Linked DNA regions of Homo sapiens: region 2 is linked to region 1. A link is a contact called in ENCODE Hi-C data. All regions are on one chromosome and are shown on one strand. Each heading gives the region's core, a stretch centred on a gene start or an enhancer-like site at or near the end of the contact. The rest is flanking DNA. Distances are from core to core; before and after follow the strand shown.

What was found. Hi-C counts contacts between places; a loop is a spot of excess contacts on that map. Pooled maps may share reads with other maps.
Region 2: a pooled map shows a loop between it and region 1 (5-fold over the local background). The contact joins the promoter of MYO1G here to the promoter of UBE2D4 in region 1. A Hi-C loop is called at or near these places in 5 of 50 pooled maps.

The regions. Positions count from the first base shown.
Region 1 is chr7:43,923,186-43,929,684 of GRCh38, reverse strand. UBE2D4 (ubiquitin conjugating enzyme E2 D4) reads right to left here and starts at 3,249. Exons shown (of 7, transcript NM_015983.4): 1 at 3,129-3,249. The coding sequence starts at 3,152. It also overlaps a transcript of URGCP not described here. RefSeq lists a silencer at 2,816-3,355.
Region 2 is chr7:44,977,122-44,983,687 of GRCh38, reverse strand. MYO1G (myosin IG) reads left to right here and starts at 4,673. Exons shown (of 22, transcript NM_033054.3): 1 at 4,673-4,821. The coding sequence starts at 4,727. It overlaps SNHG15 (small nucleolar RNA host gene 15), which reads left to right. Exons shown (of 3, transcript NR_152597.1): 3 at 366-665. RefSeq lists enhancers at 2,934-3,063, 4,291-4,340, 4,371-4,440 and a silencer at 4,641-4,730.

The DNA.
Region 1 (6,499 bases), core at 2,000-4,499:
GGGCCCTGTGAGAGTGAATGCGTCACACACACATGAAGCCAGCCCTGACCTTGATTCTTGTTTTGCTTTTGTTTTAAGACAGGGTCTCACTCTGGTTGCCCAGGCTGGAGTGCAGTGGTGAGGCTCACTGCAGCCTTGACCTCCTGGGCTCAGGTGATTCTCCCACCTTAGCCTCCTAAGTAGCTGGGATTACAGGTGTGTGTCACCACGCTTGGCTAATTTTTTTTTTAATTTTTATTTACTTTTTTTTTTTTTTTTTAAGACAGAGTCTCGCTCTGTCACCCAGGCTGGAGTGCAGTGGCACAATCTCAGCTCACTGCAACCTCCACTCCTGGGTTCAAGCAATTCTCCTGCCTCAGCCTCCCAAGTAGCTGGGATTACAGGCATGCACCACCATGCCCAGCTAATTTTTTTGTATTTTTATTACAGAAGAGGTTTCAGTAAGTTGGCCAGGCTGGTCTCAAACTCCTGACCTTAAATGATACACCCGCCTTGGCCTCCCAAAATGCTGTGATTACAGGCATGAGCCACCTCACCCGGCCATTTTTTTATTTTTAGTAGAGATGGAATTTTGCTGTGTTGCCCAGTTGGTCTCCAACTCCTGGACTCAAGCAATCCACCTGCCTCGGCCTCCCAGAGTGCTGGGATATAGGCATGAGCCACTGTACCCAGCCTGTCCTTGATTCTTATCAAGGAAAAGTTCTCCCTGGCCTTATGATTTCAATTACCTTGGATCTATAGTTGACATTTCATGCTCAAGGCCCAAACTTGTTTTTCCAAACGCTCCCTTTTATAAATCTTATCAGCCTACACATTTGAATATGTAGGCTCAAACCTTTATTCCTTAATCTCTCCTACCCTCCTCCCTGCCTTCAAAACTTCTGATTCCCCATCCTAGACACTGACACCACCATCCACTAAGTGACCCATTTTGTACACCTCCTTGTTTCACTTTCACCACATCCTCTCCTCGAGTCCTGTCAATTCCACTTCTGCAATGTGGTCCAGGCACTGCTCTGGCCTAGCATCCATTCCATGGTCATTAATTTGGACAAAGCCTCTACTGAACCTTCACAACAGCCTCTAGTCTCCCTCTGTCCCACTTCCGGCCACACTGCTGCCAGAAAGATCTTTTTAGAACACAGATCTCAGCATGTCATTCACCTGCTTCAAAGTCCTAGGATGACAGATGACCCCTTTCAGAGAATAACTCATCAGAATTATCTCTCTTTTGGACAGCTATTTATTTAAAAAAAAAAAAAAGAGTCATACTCTCAGAGATCCTGTAATTCCACCTCTGGCAATCAAACCCAGTAATGTGAATTAAGGAAAAGGCTCATTGTACAATGATGGTTGATCTGGTTTGGATATTTGTCCCCCCCAAATCTCATGCTGAAATGTGATCGCCAGTGTTGGAGGTGGGGCCTAGTGGGAGGTATCTGGGTCGTGGGGGCGGATTCCTCATGAATGGCTTGGTGGCCCCCCCACAATAATAAGTGAGTGCTCACTCTATTAGTTCATGTGAGATCTGGGTGTTTAAAAGAGGTGGCATCTCTCTTGCTCCCTCTCTTACCAGGTGACACGCCTGCTTCTCCTTTGCTTTCTGCCATGATTGTAAGCTTCCTGAGGCCTCACCAGAAGCAGATGCTGGCACCATGCTTCTTGTACAGCCTGCAGAACCGAGAGCCAAATAAACCTCTTTTCTTTATTAATTACCCAGCCTCAGATATTCCTTTATAGCAACACAAAACAGACTAATACACAGTTCGTAACAGCAAATACTTAGTGAAGAATTTTGAACAATAACAGCAGCTAACTCGTATTGAGTGTTTGGTATACAGCAAGCATGTGCTAAACACATTTCATAGCATTTAATTCTCAAAACAACTCTGTAAACATGTAGGACTGGGAGGCTAGGAATGATAAAGTGCCTTGCCCAAGGTCCCACTATAAGTGACCTCACATTCTCTAACCCAGGTCTGTCTGACACCCAAGTCCATACTTTTACCTACTACAGGTAATGACTAAATAAGTTACTAGTCATGTACTTGTGGAAAGTTAATGTTAAAAATTAGTTATAGGACTGGGCATGGTGTCTCACGTTGTAATCCCGCCACTTTAGGAGGCAGAGGCAAGAGGACCGCTTAAGCCCAGGAGTATGAGACCAGCCTGGGCAACATATCGAGACACTGTCTCTACAAAAAATAAACAATTGGCTGGCATGGTGGCATGTAGTCCCAGCTACCCAGGAAGCTGAGGAGGGAGGATCACTTGAACCTAGAAGGTTGAGGCTGCAGTGAGCCATGATTGTGCCACTGTACTCCAGCCTGGGCGATACTCCAGCCTGGGCGACAGAGCAAGACCTCAAAAAAAAAAAAAAAAAAAGTTATAAATACTACTTCACAACATGCTTACATTTACTATTATGTGAATAAGTGGAATACAAAATGCAGTATAATTGTTTTAAATATAGAAAAAAAACTGAAGGTAGGTATGCTAAAATGTTAACAAATAGTAAAGTGATAGAATTAGAAATACTTCTTTCTTCTACTGTTGTGCGTTTTCCAAATTCTAGTGAATGCATTAAACCCTCATGGACTCCCTCTTACCTGCAGGATAAAAACCAGTTACTTCAGCACTGCTCCTAAGGACCACCCAAGTCCACACCATCTGCCCTTCAGCTTCCCCGCTACCCTGTCAGTCCTCCAAGCCTCGTAGTCTCCCCGTTGCAGGGAAAGCCTTTTCCCCTTTTCCCCACCTGCCGAGTTCCTACTCATCCCTTAGGACCCAGCTTCTTCCTGGATACCCTTCTGGATACCCACCCAGCCCTTCTGGATACCCTACAGGGGGAACCCGCTGTCCAGAAGCCTGCAGGTGGCCCCACGGCGCCCCGCCCGCATGACGCAGCCCTCGTGGCCACGGCCCGGCCCCGCCCCGCGCTCGCGCAATCCCTTTCTCAGGCTGCGTTCGCTTTTCAGGCTGCGCGGGAGGCTGTTCTGCCTCCTTCCCAGGCAGGTGTATCCGCGACTCGCGGAGCCTCCGTCACCTTTCACTTCACGGCAGCGGCGCCCCGCCCACACCTCGACGCTTCGGACACCCAAAGAGTTGGAGGGTGGGAAAGTGCGTACCTTCTGGATCCGCTTTAGCGCCATCCTACCCCGCTGCCGGGGACCCGGGCGGCCCGGCCGGGGCTGCCTGAGGCGGCCCGCTGCCGGCTCAGCCGCCACCAAGCTGCACGCCGGGAGCCGCAGCCTGCGCTTGCGCGCGCGGGGCACTGTGGGGCCGTCGTCGCCGCGTGCCGAGCGTCCTGGCGCGGCCGAGGGGAAGCAGCGGGGCTGCCCGGGTTACGCTGGCCACCCGCACCTGGTCCTGTGGCTTCGACCACTAGTCAGCAAGGCCCCGGAGAGGCCAGCGAAGAGGAGGGGCTCGTTGGCTTTACGGAGACGCGCGGAGCACCCTCAAGGTGCCACACGCTCGCCTGCTCCCTGTTCCTACATCCTGGGCGTCTTCCCAGGCTGTCATATAACTCCTGAGAATAGTGGTTCTTAACTCTGTAAGTATATATACCCTCGTACGCCTTATGGCTGGATGCGTTACAGCCATTTCCATGTAGATGTCTGTGCATACGTTCACACGCAAAACTCTCCGCAGTTTTGGAGATCTCCGTGTTCAGTCGTACCTCACGTGATCTTGCACTGCCAACATTGAGAACCCTGGCCTTAGACTATGCATCTCCCAAACTTAATTATCTGTCTCCTTCCTATTTTCCCAAGACTTGGCAGGCGTCTAGGTCAGAGTTGTTCAAACTGAGGGTTATGAACTAGTGTGTCACGAAATCAATTTAATAGGTTGCAACCAACATTTTTTTGAAAAAAAAAAAAAAAAAGCCAGACGAGGTGGCTCACGCCTATAATCCCAGCACTTTGGGAGGCCGAGGCAGGCGGATCACTTGAGGTCAGGAGTTCGAGACCAGCCTGGCCAACATGCTGAAACTCCGTCTCTACTAAAAATACAGAAATTAGCTGGGCGTAGTGACGTATGCCTGTAATCCCAGCTACTTGAGAGGCTGAGGCACGAGAATCACTTGAACCCAGGAGGCAGAGGTTGCAGTGAGCTGAGATCACACTGTTGCACTCCAGCCTGGGTGACAGAGCGAGACTCTGTCTCAAAAATAATAAAAAATAAAAATAAAAAAACAGAATAAAATATCAGTGCATTTCACATAGTAAAGGTAAGAATTGTGGAAGTTTTGTTGGTGTGTGTATGTAGATGATATTTAATCTTCAGACTGAGACATGTTTGAGCATGAAAGTGGCTGTTAATATAATTACTCTGGGACCAACGCTGTAATCTAGAATTGTCTCCAGCCAGCCAAGACACATGGTCACCTCTATGTTTGTACTCAGTCAGCATATAAAATGTATTATAGACATTTCAATAGTTGCCCAGCTTTGTCCCTGGCTTTCACGCTCCCATTCCCCCAATCTGTCCTCCACACAACTTCATGAACTGTCTGAAATATAAAGCTTACCACACTGCATCCTTACCCAGAACTCTTCAAGGAAGCCCCGTGGCCTACAGCATCACATTCACTGTCATCCAGGGGCCTTCAAAATCCAGGATCCTCGGCCGGGCACAGTTACTCATGCCTGTAATCCCAGCACTTTGGGAGGTTGAGGTGGGTGGATCCCTTAGTCCAGGAGTTCTAGACCATCCTGGGCAACATGGTGAAACCCCGTCTCTACAAAAAATACAAAACTTAGCTGGGCATGGTGGTGTGCACCTGTAGTCCCAGCTACTTGGGAGGCTTACTTGAGCCCAGGAGATCAAAGTTGCAGTGAGTTGTGATGGCACCACTGCACTCCAGGCTGGGAGACAAAGCAAGACCCTGTCTCAAAAAAACAAAAACTCAAAGTATCCTCCAGCTTTACCTTCTCCTTCCTACCTCCAGCCCACCTGACTATCAAGTGTTTCCATCACCACAGCATCTACATTCCTTGACTAGAGCATTCACCTTCCAAAGCCAGCTCAAGCATCACCCATTGAACAGCCCAAGTCAAGCACTTCCCCTTGGTGTCAAACATTGACAACAGAAATTTTTGTTAGTCCATGGGCCATCCATCCTCCTACATTATTGACATGGCCTTCCCTCCCCATAAAACAAGTGATTCTAGATTTTATAAATGTTGATATATTTGTGTAAGAATATATAAATGGTTATTTATGTGCTAATAATGTATATGGTGGTTTTGAAGTCTCAAATCTCAAAAATATTACTTTTGGATGGTAGGTTTACTAATGTGTTAATCTCTAAAATTTCTACAGAGAATTTGCATCATTTGTATAATTCAGGAAAAAAACATATAATAGAAAATGAAAAATTCTGTTTCTATTCCCTGTTGGTAGTTTAGTGCATAGTTTTCTAAACTTTTTAGCATGCTTATATGTAATGTTTCATTTTTAACATTGAAATAATTTTAGATGTACAGAAATGTTGCAAGAATAATACACAATTGGTCAGGTGCAGTGGCTTATGCCTGTAATCGCAGCACTTTGGGAGGTCAAGGCAGGTGGATTGCTTGAGGCCAGGAGTTTGAGCTCAGCCTGGCCAACATGGTGAGACCCCATCTCTACAAAAAATACAAAATTTAGCCAGGTGTGGTGGCATGCACCTGTAGTCCCAGCTACTTGGGAGGCTCAGGCTCAATAATTGTTTGAACCCAGGAGGCAGAGATTGCAGTGAGCTGAGATTGCACCACTGCCCTTCAACCTGGGCAACAGCGAGACTGTGTCTCAAAAAAAAAATAATAATAATACACAAAAGATTTTTAAATGGATAAATTTGACTACATGAAAGTTTAAAACTTTTGTGCTTCAAGCAATACCAACTAGAAAACAAAAAGACAACACACAGAATGCGAGAAAATGTTTGAAATAATAATATCTCAGTACAGTCTAAGATGCAGAGTATATTAAGAACATTTAGAACTCAATAAAAAAGACAAATAACCCAATTAAAAACTGGGCAAAAGATGTGAATAGAAATTTCTTCAAAGAAGATACTCAACTGGACAATAAGCACATTTTAAAAAAATCAGGCTGGGTGTGGTGGCTCAGGCCTGTAATCTCAACACTTTGGGAAGCTGAGGTTGGAGGATTGCTCGAGGCCAGGAGTTTGAGACCAGATTGGGCAACATAGCGAACCCCTGATTCTACAGAAAAATTTAAAAGTTAGCTGGATGTGGTGGTGTGCATCTGAGGGCACAGCTATTCGGGAGGTTGAGGTATGATTATTGCTTGATTCCAGGAATTTGAGGCTGCAGGGAGCTATGATTGAGCCACTGTACTCCAGCCCAGGAGACAGAGCAAGACCCTGTCTCTTTGGGAAAAAAAAAAAAAAAAAGGCTGGGCACAGTGGCTCACACCTGTAATTCCAGCACTTTGGGAGGCCAAAGAGGGCAGATCATGAGGTCAGGAGTTTGAGACCAACCTGGCCAAT
Region 2 (6,566 bases), core at 3,424-5,923, 1.1 Mb before region 1:
TTCAAGCTCACAATACTATTTTGGGACAAACAGTTGTCTAGTGTTTGGACTCATGAACCCTGATTCTTGAGGGTGGTATTTTACTGCTTTTGTGATTTGGTTTCAACATATATAGTCTTTTCTCCGGAGTTACCTTAGGTCAGTGGCCAGTGTTTCAGCCCCTGGAAAGGGCATGGGCTGCCACTGAGGTTGGTCACAGGCCTCTCAGCTCATGGTGGGAGTGGGTTCAGGAGTTGGTAAGTAGGGTTCAGTTCTGTTGTTGCCACCGATGGCAACAGGGGTTTGTAATAATCCCTAGTTGTGTCAATTATGTCACTTAATTTTCACAACAGGTCTCTGAAGTGTTTCTCATCTCATTTTTACAGATGAGGCCTGCCTGTGTTAATACACCTAGTGAGGAGTGGAGCTGAATTTGAATGCAAGCCTTGGCACCTTAATTGAGCAAGTTTGAAACCTCGCTTGTTGCCCTTCTGGAAGGAGTCAGGAATTTCCAGTTCTGGGCCTGGGCTGTGGGTCTGGCAGACAGACCTCTGGCCCTAGGTTTGGGTGCCAGGTTCTCTGCTTCCAGAATGAGAAGCTTTGCTGTGCACCAGGACCTGGGCCCTTCTGGTATCTCCTGAATGAAAAACAAGGGATATTTAATAAATATGGATTTAAATATGTGATTTAGTCTTGCCTGTTTTTTACATATGCCAGATGCAAAGATAGGAAGACCCTGCGTCTTCTTGAAGGAGTTGTCAGCTAAGTCCAAGGGATCCCCAAGTATTTCACCATTCTCAATGCTCATGCTTGTAGATAGCCACTTGGAACTCTGATCATCTTATGTGCATGTGCCACCAGTTTCAACTGACAGTGGCAAGCTGTGGTGAGAGTTCACAAGCCAAGGCCAACTGGCTGAGTTCTACAGTGAGGTGATGGTGCACAAAGGCACTGTCATCAGGAGCTTTACCTTCCAGGAGCATTTGATGGTTGGCTCGATAAGACATTCTGTCTCATCAGATAGTCTTAGGTATTCACCTAAGCATTCAAACAAGTTACAGAAGTAATACCCTTAATATGTGTGATGTGCCCCATGTTGGTATTGGGGATGTTGTCAAGGAATGTTGCAGCAGGCCAGGCCAAGCCCTGACAAATAGAGCCATTAAAGTACCAGTGACTTTTTTTTTTTTTTTGAGATGGAGTCTCTGTCATCCAGGCTGGAGTGCAGTGGCATGATCTCAGCTCACTGCAACGTCTGCCTCCCGGATGAAGTGATTTTCCTGCCTCAGCCTCCCAAGTAGCTAGGATTACAGGCGCCCACCACCATGCCCAGCTAATTTTGTATTTTTAGTAGAGACGGGGTTTCACCATCTTGGCCAGGCTGGTCTTGGAACTCCTGACCTCATGATACACCCACCTCAGCCTCCCAAAGTGCTAGGATTACAGGCGTGAGCCACCAGGCCCAGCATTTTTTTTTTTTTTTTTGAGACGAAGTCTTGCTCTGTCGCCCAGGCTAGAGTGCGGTGGCATGATAGCTCACCATAACCTCCACCTCCCGAGTTCAAGCGATTCTCCTGTCCCAGCCTCTTAAGTAGCTGGGATTACAGGCATATGCCACCATGCCTTAATTTTTGTATTTTTAGTAGACGTGGGGTTTTACCATGTTGGTCAGGCTGGTCTCGAACTCCCTGACCTCAGGTGATCCACCTGTCTCAGTCTCCCAAAGTGCTGGGATTATAGACGTGAGCCACCACACCCAGCCTCCAGTGACTTACATCCAATTTACTACTGACAGTGAATGGAAAAGCACCCAAAGGGGCCTGCAACAGGAGGCACAGCATCTCCCCTTGTTGAGGAGCCAATTCTAGACTGCAGCTGAGCAGATTGTCTAGTCTGCAGCTATACCATGGGGGGAGTGGGGTACGAACCGGAAGTCTCACATCCCTGCTTAGAAAAAAAATCCCAGGAGACAGTAACTCCTGATAGCCTCCCAGAAGGATGGAGCGGGGAATGGAGCTGGCCTTGTGGCAGCGCCTCCTAGGCCTCCACTCTCAGTTCCAGGAGGCTCAGTTGAGCTGTGTGGCCTGTGGCCTATGAGAGTATACCCCTAGGTAGAGCCATTCCCCTACAATTAGCCCAATGGTATCACCTCAGATGAGGTAAAAAAAAAAAATTTTTAATAGAAATACTAAGTTATGGTACAGTTGTGTAGAGCCGAAAAAGCAACTCCCCTGAAAGGGGACATTTTTCTGGGGCTGGGGATTTGCTGCAAGGTCAGCACCAACAGAGCAAGCCTGGGATTTGAAGGTTGCAACGAGGAGGGTGAGGGCAAGGGACCTGCAGGTGCAGCCGTAGGAGCCCTGGTGGAGGCAGGCATTGTGAAACTGATCCAGATGAGATAATGAGAGGGAAACTCACTGGGGCCAGGATGGTTTCCTCAGCCCCTGCCAGGCTTGAGTTGGTGGTGGCCCCTCCTTGCTGTCCTTCCATTAGGAGCCTCTGCCTTTGTTCATCTACCTGTTCTACCAGTCATACCCTGTAAGGAGCATGCCCTGGGGAAGCTGCAGATAGAGCTACCATTTGTCCTCCCTTCTGAGGACCAGGCCGTGACTCTGACTGACCGACTTTTCCCTGGGATTTGAGTAGGACCCACTGAATTCAGTGCTATAAGGGCCCAGAGGTCTGTTGACCCAGGAGGGAACTTCCTTTGTAGTGATGTCATCTCAGCCTCGGTTTTAATATATGTAAAATGAAAATAACAGTAACTCCTACATGTGTCATGAGAATCAAATGAGGCAATGCATGGCAAATTTGTGCAAACTACCAAGGAAGGACGCCCAGGGTCCCAGCAACCAGCAGCAGCTAAAGCAAGGGCGGGCAAACTCCTCCCACCAGCCAAATCTCTGAGCTAAGAGTGGTCTTGACATTTTTAAGTGGTTAGTGGTGGGGGAAATACCCAAAATAGTATGATTACGTGACAGATGAAAAGTTTGCGAAGTTCAGATTTCGGTGTCCTTAACGTTTTACTGGAATACAGCCATCTTGGTTCCACTGGTTGGCTTGACTCCCTGGGGGTTGGGGAAGTGAAACTTGAAAAGACAGATGAGCTGGCAAGAGTCTGGGTGAGAATTCCCAGACTTGAGTGTAGGTTTGGGAAACCCTTCAAAAGCACCAGCCCAAGAGCCTGGGGGTGGGGAGGAGGCCACACTTGTCAGAGTTCCGAAGGACTGACTTTGAATTTGCCCAAGAGGAGCCCCAGGTCTGGCCCAGGGTGGAGCCAGAGGCTGCCCACTTACAAATTTGGGGATTTTTCAGGCCAGTGGCCCCTTATTGCAGTGGTGCGTGACTCAGTTTTATTAGGTACTTGAATAAGTACTTTCAGTTTTATCAGGAATGCATTTGCTTTAAGGTATTCGAGAGAAAAAAATAAACTTAACTTGCCTATCCATTACTTCAAAGTTTAAAAAATGGGATGACTGAAAGACAATAGTTAAACTAGTGCTTATGAGTACAACAAATCTCAAAGGCAGCACATGAATGACTGAAGTTTGGGAATTCTGGAGTCTGCCCTTTGACCTCCCTGTATGAGGGAAGGGGTGAAAGAGAAATGTCACCAGTCTATTTGTAGGATGAGAGAGAACTGCATCCATTTGACCTTTGATGAGAGAATCGCCCCAGTGTTCCTAGAGGATGGGTGTGACCTGCCCCAGTCTGTCCTGGGATGAAAAAGAACTTTTTCCAGTCTGCCTGGAAGCTAAGAGAACTGCACCCCTCCCACTTCTTCCAGGAGCACTAAGTGTCAGGAATGCAGTGTCTGGAGATTTTGGCCACTCCCTAAATGCAGCCGCTCCCCAAATGCGCTGCCTCATCTTCAAAGTGCAGGGACAGCAGCTCTGAGATGAGGCCACAGGGCTCCAGGCATGTTCCTGGTCCTCACTGCAGTTTATGGGGGATCGGCTGGACACAAGTACAAGGCAGAGGACAGTTAGGGGCACAGGGGTCCCACTGAAGGCCAGCCCCATGCAGAGGATGCTCTGGGGTCCTCTGTCCCTCCCCCGTGGCTGGGGTGGGGAATTGCAGTGCTAGGACCACTGGCCCTTGGCAGGTCACACAAGAAGCTTTGCTCGTCTACACCCCAGTGTGGCCTTCACACTGCAAAGAAGGCTGTTGCCCCCACCCCAAAGGCCTGGGCATTAGGATCCTTTTTCATTTTTGTATTAATGTACAATGTACATACAGTATATTGCATCTAGTGTTCAGTTCTGACTTGAGAGACACACACAGCCAGGTAACCAAGATCACGTCAAAAAATCTTTCTTTAAAGTCCCACAAGTGACTCTAACGTGCTGCCAGGGTTGGAAGCCAACCCACGGAGTCTTGTCTCCTGCTTGTGGGTGGAGGGGAGCTTCCGAAGGAGGCCAGCGAAGAACCCTCCAAAGCGGGGAGGACCCAGCATCCGGCCCCTCGCCCCTGGCGTGCAAACGGGTCAGACCGTTAGGCACAGCCTCCTTGTGGGGCGCAGGGACAGGAAGCAGGGTTTAGAGCACCTCGAGGGGGAAGGAGTGGCAAGTGCGGAGGGCAGCCCCTCCCAGGACTAGAACCCACTTCCTACTTTACACCAGCACTGGAGGAGGCTGGTGGGGCAGGGCGGGGGCGGTGGGGCCTCCCCTAGCCTTCCCTCCCCCTCTCCTTCACTGTCCTTCCAGCAGGCACAGGAAGGTGAGGCAAGGTGTTTCCAGCCGGCAGGATGGAGGACGAGGAAGGCCCTGAGTATGGCAAACCTGACTTTGTGCTTTTGGACCAAGTGACCATGGAGGACTTCATGAGGAACCTGCAGCTCAGGTAGGCCCAGGGCAGGAGGCAGTGGCTCCCCTCCTCCAGGGTCTCCCACCTTGCGTCCTCGCAGAGACCTGAGGGAAAGAGGAAGGCACGCTGCTGTCCAAGGGAGGGGGCAGTGGCACACACCCACCCAGACCAGATGGGGCTGAAATGAGTGCCTCAAAGCACGGCCCCAGGGGACAGGAACAGACAAGGAGGCAACTGTCCCTGTCAGGGCTGGCAAGTCAGCACCGGAGCTGCCCACCACCTCAACCCACCCCTGCCTCCCACACAGTCCAGGCATCTTCTGCCCCTTCTTTCCTGCCCGACGGGGCCAGGGCATGACACTTCTTGGACAGATACATACCAGGCACTATCTTTCCAGGAGGGACCAGGGGCACCTCCCTCCAGCCACTTCCCAGCCAGTTGTTGATGCTCCCTCGATGCATCTCATCCATGGGGCCTGGCCTGAGCCCTGGGGACACTGAGATGAAGCAGTCAGGCTCCACCCTAGGGTCCAAACATTCCCACCAAGTTGAGGTGACATTCTCCTGGGGTACATGGAGTATCACAGGACACAGTTGGTAGAAGTGATATTGGAGCCCAATTTACCATCAAGGAGGGCAGGTGGAGGGCAGGGAGAAGCCCGGGAGGTAGGGGCATGGCACAGTAGGGTGGCCATACAGGCAGCTGGGCTTCCTGCCAGGACTCCCAGGGAGGGGCAGAAGGCCACTCGCTGTGTACTCCGGAAGCTCCCTGGGGAGAGCTTGGGGACCAGGATCCCCACTAAGCACCGAAGGCAAGAGACCACGAGCCTGGCTCAAAGAGGAGGGCTAGCCAGGACGTGAGCTAAGCACTTTGTGCACATTGTTCTACCTCATTCTTATAAAATGAGCTTATGAAACATTGTCCTCTCTATTTTGATGAGGAGAACACTGAGCCCTGGAGACGTGGGTGACTTGTGCCCTCATCCCCAGCTTGTAGGAGGATGGGAGCTAGGCCCAGGAAAACCCATGTCAGAGGTGGTGGAGAAAGAGGAACCTCAGGACAGGCCCACCCAGGACAGGCTGCCGGGAGACAGGGCCATCCAGGGAAGGGTGGGTACCACACACCAAGGGGAGATGGGTCTGAGGGGCAGGCCTGCCAGTCCTCCTCCCAGGGGCAGAAAGGTCAAGAGAAGGGCAGACATCCACCCCCACTGGGGACCAGGTTTGTGAAGGAAAGGGTCAAGAAGTCTGAGGCTGTGCCAGGGGAGAGGCAGCAGCCACTGGCCACAGGCTGGGGGGTCGGGGGTGTAAAGACAACGACATCAACTCCCTCCCTGTCATCTGGGTGGGGCTGGGTGGGGTCCCCTTTTGTCTCTGGGTTCCCGCCCAGGCCTTGAGACAGGAAACAGCCGAGGAGGCCCCTCCTTCCCCTCCCAGCCCAGTCACTTCTCAACCCCATCTCCCCATCTGCCCTGCGGGGTTCACCCCAGGAGCCAGCCCTGACTCACGGCACCCAGTGCAGTCTTGGGCAAGTCTGTTTCCTTTGCAAAATGAGTGGTCATGTTTCCAGTGACCTTGGGATCCCTGGGGAGACCACTGTGGACCCCAAACTCTATGCCGCAATGGAGACAGTCTCTGAGTGGCTCAGCTCACCCAGGATGGCACCAGGGAGACGCAAGGTCAACACCTGCCCCCTTCTTCCTTCTCCACTCTCAGCCCGTCAGGGTGGGAGCGCTGGCCTACTGGGGCCAGGCCCTGATATGGGCTCTGGCGAAAGGCCTG